Linked DNA regions of Homo sapiens: region 1 is linked to region 2. The links are chromatin loops, found by intact Hi-C in ENCODE. Cell type or tissue: PC-3. All regions are shown on one strand. Links, peaks and the distances in the headings refer to the core of each region. The heading gives the core; the rest is flanking DNA. Region 1 overlaps ARB2A (ARB2 cotranscriptional regulator A). Region 2 holds the start of MIR2277 (microRNA 2277).

What was found. Peaks named below come from ENCODE experiments on the same cell type or tissue, not always from the same donor. Only the 100,000 strongest peaks of a DNase experiment are listed, where the experiment ranks them.
Region 1: a loop joins it to region 2, with 2.0 times the contacts of the local background. A loop is called at or near these places in 8 of 110 quality-filtered maps.

The regions. Positions count from the first base shown.
Region 1 is chr5:93,675,923-93,678,839 of GRCh38, reverse strand. All of the region lies in intron 10 of ARB2A (ARB2 cotranscriptional regulator A), which reads left to right. Among named protein-coding and RNA genes, the nearest start is that of MIR2277, 57 kb to the right of the region's middle. In PC-3, for the core only: no CTCF peak of the experiment used is centred there; a DNase peak (open chromatin) is centred at 1,309.
Region 2 is chr5:93,619,758-93,622,632 of GRCh38, reverse strand. It overlaps ARB2A (ARB2 cotranscriptional regulator A), which reads left to right. Exons shown (of 11, transcript NM_032042.6): 11 at 1,504-2,875. The coding sequence ends at 1,646. It overlaps MIR2277 (microRNA 2277), which reads left to right and starts at 1,845; the gene lies at 1,845-1,937. It overlaps LOC124901028 (a long non-coding RNA gene), which reads right to left and starts at 951. Exons shown (of 3, transcript XR_007058874.1): 1 at 690-951. RefSeq lists a silencer at 1,287-1,336. In PC-3, for the core only: a CTCF peak has its summit at 1,866; no DNase peak of the experiment used is centred there; H3K4me3 peaks cover 2,031 bases; H3K27ac peaks cover 343 bases.

The DNA.
Region 1 (2,917 bases), core at 310-2,809, 56 kb before region 2:
TACAAAATGGCTTGCCATTAACTTGTTAGTATGCTCATTACTTTTGTTTAGAAAAAACCTCAGTTATATTGCTTTTTTTTTTTTTAGACGAAGTCTTGCTCTGTTACCCAGGCTGGAGTGTAATGGCCCGCTCTCTGCTCACTGCAACCTCCGCCTTCTGGGTTCAAGCGATTCTCCTGCCTCAGCCTCCCTAGTAGCTGGGATTACAGGCGCCTGCCACCACACCCAGCTAATTTTTGTATTTTTAATAAAGACGGGGTTTCACCATGTTGGCCAAACTGGCCTTAAACTCCTGACCTCAAGTGATCCACCCACCTCGGGCTCCCAGAGTGCTGGGATTACAGGCGTGAGCCACCGCACTCGGCCACATTTAGATTTTTGCTTGTTTATTTGTTGTCTTTGAAATATTTCTTCTGCCCACCTTGATTATGATTGCCCCAGCAAGAGTTTACCAAACAGTAGTTCCTTAGGTGTCCTGCTATTTTCCTAAGAAATCTTCACTTGGAATTTTATATATCTCTTCTGATGGAAGGATAACTGAATTCTATAATTTTGTTGTCTTTTACATTTGATACGATACAGACAGTCATGTTGAAGCTTCTCAGGAACTAAAATGCGATTTCTATAGTAGGTTCAGCTTTGGGAACCATATAAAAAAGTTAACACTTCTCTGTATAACAAACAGTATTGTCTGGGATTTGGTGCCATATTAGAGCCATCCCTTATCAGTGAATTTCCCAAAGAATATGCTGCTTTTTTTGCATAATGGGATTATTTCTAGGAATGGCTCTCTTGACCCAAGATGTGCTACCCTCTCAAAACACATTTGGGTCTTTTAAGCATTTTCAATGTGCTTTGCGATCATGCTCACTCAGTATCCACTCAGTTGTTCTGTTGTTATTTTGATATACATAAACATTCGGCTACACAGTGGGTAAGAGGTAGAAGTAGCACTGAGATCCCCAGGACAGGGACCAAGGCCCAGTTTGGTCTCTCCTTGGCTAAATTCCATTTTGGACAGCTCAGTTTTTCTTTGATGTGTAGGGTTTAATTGCTTATCCCTAAGCATAAGGCTCAATTGGTGGGAGCTTGCGCAGGGAGAGCCATTTGCCCTTTCCTGAATTAAAAAACTGAACATCATTAACAGTTTATTTTTGCAGAGAACCATGCTGCAAGTGGGATACAAAAATGTTATTTTTGACTGCCCAGTTTTGTCCAGGCTAGTCCCTGATGTATCTCATGACCTCACAATAGCCTCTCGTGCCTGCCTGGCCACAAAGCTTGATTATTTTGTAATTTGATCTTAGTGGGGATTCCAGCCGTGCTTCCCTGCTTGTGGGCAGCAGAATGTGGCAGCACGCCTGCTCACTTGCCTGAGCGGCTATGATCAGATTACGCCTTCTCAGCGTTTTTTATATTGGCTGCCTACAAAGTTCAGAGAAGCTTGAAGTCAGCCCACTTGAGTTTTACAGCCCTTAACAGAGGGAGACAGAATAGGAATCTTGGTCTCATCTGTGTATACTGTTAAGACAGTCAGAGAGTCACTCAATGCTGAGTATCTGTATCTTTAATTTTTTTTACATGAACTTTTGTGCATCATGTGATTTCCAAAAACCACTTTTCAAACTTTGTTATTTTTAGAGCTGGCAGTTGAGTTTTAACTTTTATCTTTTAGACATTTTGATAATATGTTATGAATCTGCATAAAAGATGGGGAAGTTTTACTTTTCATTGTTGTTAATAGCAGATCATTGCAGGTCATCATAATTAGGAAAGCACCCTTTTCTCCATACTATTCTTTCAGCCAGATATTCGTAGGATGATGATATTTGTCAACATCTTTATGAGATAACATGACTGCATCCTATTGAGGTTACAGAAGGAAAACACAGTGTCCAATCTGGCACCGTGACATGGCGTGGGAAATTGAGAACCCATACTGCTTTCATTTCCTTCACCCGACAAGCAGTCATTGAGCACCAAAAATGTGAGGCCCTCTGTGAGGCACTGGTGATGCAGCAGTGAGCTGGATACATGGTCCCTGCTCTCCTGGAGCTTAAAGTTTGTTCTTGGAAACAAGATTTCTTATACGGCATATTTGTTTAGCAGCTTTTAAGAATTATATTAGAATAATTTCAGATTTTTAAAATGTGAACTAGAGAGTTGAAAAGGTCTTAGGAGTTCATTTTATCTAGGCTCCTTCCTTGTACAATGAGGAATCGCCCCGCTATGGTATTTGTTCATATGAGTGAACAGAATATGCAATTCATGTTTCATTGTTCAGAATGAAGAAATCATGATTATAGGTTAAGATATAATTTAAAATCCAGCCAAAACTCGATTAAAAACAGTTTTGTTTTCTGACATTATCATTCATACGTTCAGTGGACCAGCAAGAAAGCTTGCAAAATGAAGCATAAACAATGTGGTGCCAGTTTGCTTTAAAATCCCTAATATATGTTTGTAAACAAAGCTTATAAAACTTAGTACTCTACTAATTAAATAACAAGAAAGATTTTATGAATACATGAAAAGCCAGAATGTAAAATGTCTTCAGGGGAACAGGTGCTGTAATGACATCACTGTGTGTCACACAGCATTTTTTTTTTCTTGATACTTGTACTTGGTCATAATGGAAAGAAATTGATTCCAAATGTGTTTTCTTGACCCCCTTCTCCATTCATGTTAGTGCCTAACCTTAAATGATGTTTCTACAATCTTGGTTGTATTTACAGTAATTATATGCATAATGTAGCATATTATTGTCCAGACTTCCTGTTTAATCAGTACAGAGCTTCTTACAAGTGCAGCTGAAAAGGGCAAACAAAATTAAAGCTTTATATACCAAAACAAGTTTGATTTGCTAAGCTCCCAGCATTCCAAAGTACACAAATTTGTTCCACTAAGTTTTCCGATG
Region 2 (2,875 bases), core at 376-2,875:
AAAGGAGGATAGAGAGAATCCTTGGGAGGGCACTGATAAAGAGAGAGGGGTTCTCTAGTAGGGCCAGCTCCCACAGCTAAGTCAGGCACAGACTGTAGCTTTCTGCTCTCTGGCCGACAGCAGCCATAGCATCCTTATTGTTGTAACTCCTAGATTGTGATACTGTCACAAAACTGTTGCTAGGCAACAAATGTGGTTACCAGGTCTCAGCGAATAGCTGAAGGGGAAAGCAAAGTGTTGCACCATTGTAGAGTAACCATAGCAATGACCTACTATTACAGACTAAAGAATTATCATTAACAATGTTAAAGTATCAGACTGAGGCCCTGAATCCGGAGACTTCCAAGCGGTATCTCTCTGCATAATTGAGTGATCTAGGAAGAGATTTCAACTGTTTAAAAGCTATTCACTCATTATTTCTGTGGAAGTCTGTAATTATTTTAATTTTTAATTTTAAAAAGTGCTCATTTATGAAGCCACTGGTAAAATGCTACATAAGCCATCACAGGGAGTCAAAAATAGCTAAATGTATTTCCTCATCTGTTCTTATGCTTGCATCCGTGTTATCCGCTGCCTGTGTTAAACTGAAGGTCGATTTGATTTGAAAACATGCTGTACATTAGTATTACATCGAAACCACAGAGAGAAGCCGTAGTAAAATAAAGTAACCCCATAAATTGACAACTAACCTGCATTTTCTAAGTTGAATTCCTCCTGATAAAATGGGAGGCCTAGATGCTCTTTTAGTAGTCACGGCTTTGAAACCTTTTTTTTAGCTGTTCTAAATTTGCCCCTTAAAATCTGTAAAAATGTCGCCCGCCAGGACACTTCAAGGCGTAATCCCTTTTGAATGCGGTCCTTCATTAAGCGTCCCGTATGATTTGGTCTCAGTGACCTAGCTGAGGTAATTGTGTCTAACAGCACAGCTTCCGGGAGACGCAAGAAAAATCATTCCCCCTTCCCCTCCACACCACCCCCTTGGGAAGCAAGGAAACAGGCGCTGTGCGATCCCGCACGCAGGGGAAACCAATCCCCGCGCGCGCCGAGTCTCGGGAGTGGGTGGTTTCCCGGAGGGAGAGGGAGTGGCCCTTCCCGCCCAGCGCTTCCATTGGCCCGGAGAGGCGGAGGCCTCGGGCGGCCAGCCGCGCCTCGGACGACCCCGGGACAGATCCGGGCCGCGTCCCCGCGTTGGGAGAGGGATGGGGACTGAGGCCGGAGACGCCTAGACGCCGCGGATAGCGAAGTCTGAGTTCCTCTGAGCCAGGGGGCAAGTGACCCCGCAGCCCTAGTTGTGCCCTGGGAGTCGGCTGGCCCGCGCCCGCGAGGGGGCGGGGGTCCTGGCTGAGGGGCGGGGCGCGGGCGGCTGAGGCGGGGCGCAGGCGGGAGGGGCGGGGAGGGGCGGGACCGGGTGGTCGGGAGCCGGGGCTCGGCCTGGCCCTCGCCGCCCTCACCGCGCCTGGCCCCGCGTGGCCACCTGGTAACCGAATGTGTTGTTCTTTGCAGGCACCGACCGTCACGAGCTAACTTCCTGGAAGAGCTTTCCGTCTATTTTCAAATTCTTTACCGAAGCCTCAGAGGCCAAGACCAGCTCCCTGAAGCCGGCTGTGACGCGCCGCTCCCACCGCATCAAGCACGAAGAGCTGTAAGAGGAGCGAGCGCGACGGGGGAGGCCGCCCTGGCGCACCCACCCGCACGCCTCCTCACTGCTTGTGTCGAGCGGACTCCCAGCCCCTCATTAGATTGTTTTCTTCCCAGAGCCCAGGGTCGTGATATATACATCTAAATAGCGTTTTGCATTATTTCTAGATGAGTGCAACTGTCAAAGCAATATGGGTTCACTGGTCGTGCTTCCTGCGGGCTGAGCGCGGGCTGAGCGCTGCCAGTCAGCGCTCACATTAAGGCTGACAGCGCCCTGCCTGGCTCGGCCGGCGAAGCTCTAATTGCCCTGAAGGAGACCGCGCGGGCGCTGCGGGTCCGGCGGCGTCGGCGCGGTCCTAGCGCCCGCCGTAGCGGAGCCGCTGCTGCTTCCCCCTCCTTAATCATGTCCATCTTTCCCCGCTCTCAACTGGAGCAAACTTCTATTCCAGACTTCAGATTTCCATTTTCACTAGGTTTTTCCCTGAGGGCATCTTATTACCCACCTCTTTTTTTTTTTTTTTAAGGAAGTTCCACACACACTCCAAAGCCGATTTCAAATTCAGAACCTGAATGCCATGATGTACCATGTAGTTTGGGGAATGCAAATTGTTCTCTCCCTGTTTTCATTTCGGGACCAGAAAAAAAAACAACTCTGCATAAAAATCTATAAAGTACTGAATCCGCATTACTGCTGAAAATCCTTTTGCCAGCTAATTGTGAGAGTTTACACAAGTCTCTGATTTCAGAAGAGACTGTTAAAACCAAAACAATGATGGGCAGCTCTTTTAAGTGTAGGTGTGAAGGTCCCATTTTCAATGGAATTTCCAACTGTTATCACTGGGATTGACTTTACTTTTTAAACACATAATGTGTACTGTGTGGCATTGTAATTTAGATATAACACACTTAAGTTTTGCTTTTTAAATCTCTCTGTGGAGAAAGGTTGTTGTTAATCCTTTCCAGAATGATCTATTCTGAGCTTTCCTGGAGTTAGGCCCTTCTAGGGAGAGAATTTTTTTATTGTCATCAGGAAACGAAACCTTTGTGCTCTGCAGCCTTTTTCTTCTGAAAGGCTAAGTGGGGCTAAAATTATCCTTTTAGTTTTCTGCTTTAACAAGAAGAGAAGGACTTGGTGTGAAAGAATTTCTTCTCTCAGTCCAATGGTATAATTTTTAGCACTCCGCTTCCTCTGTAGGGTTTAGCCCTACAGTTTGAACAATTATTTTAATCCAGCTAA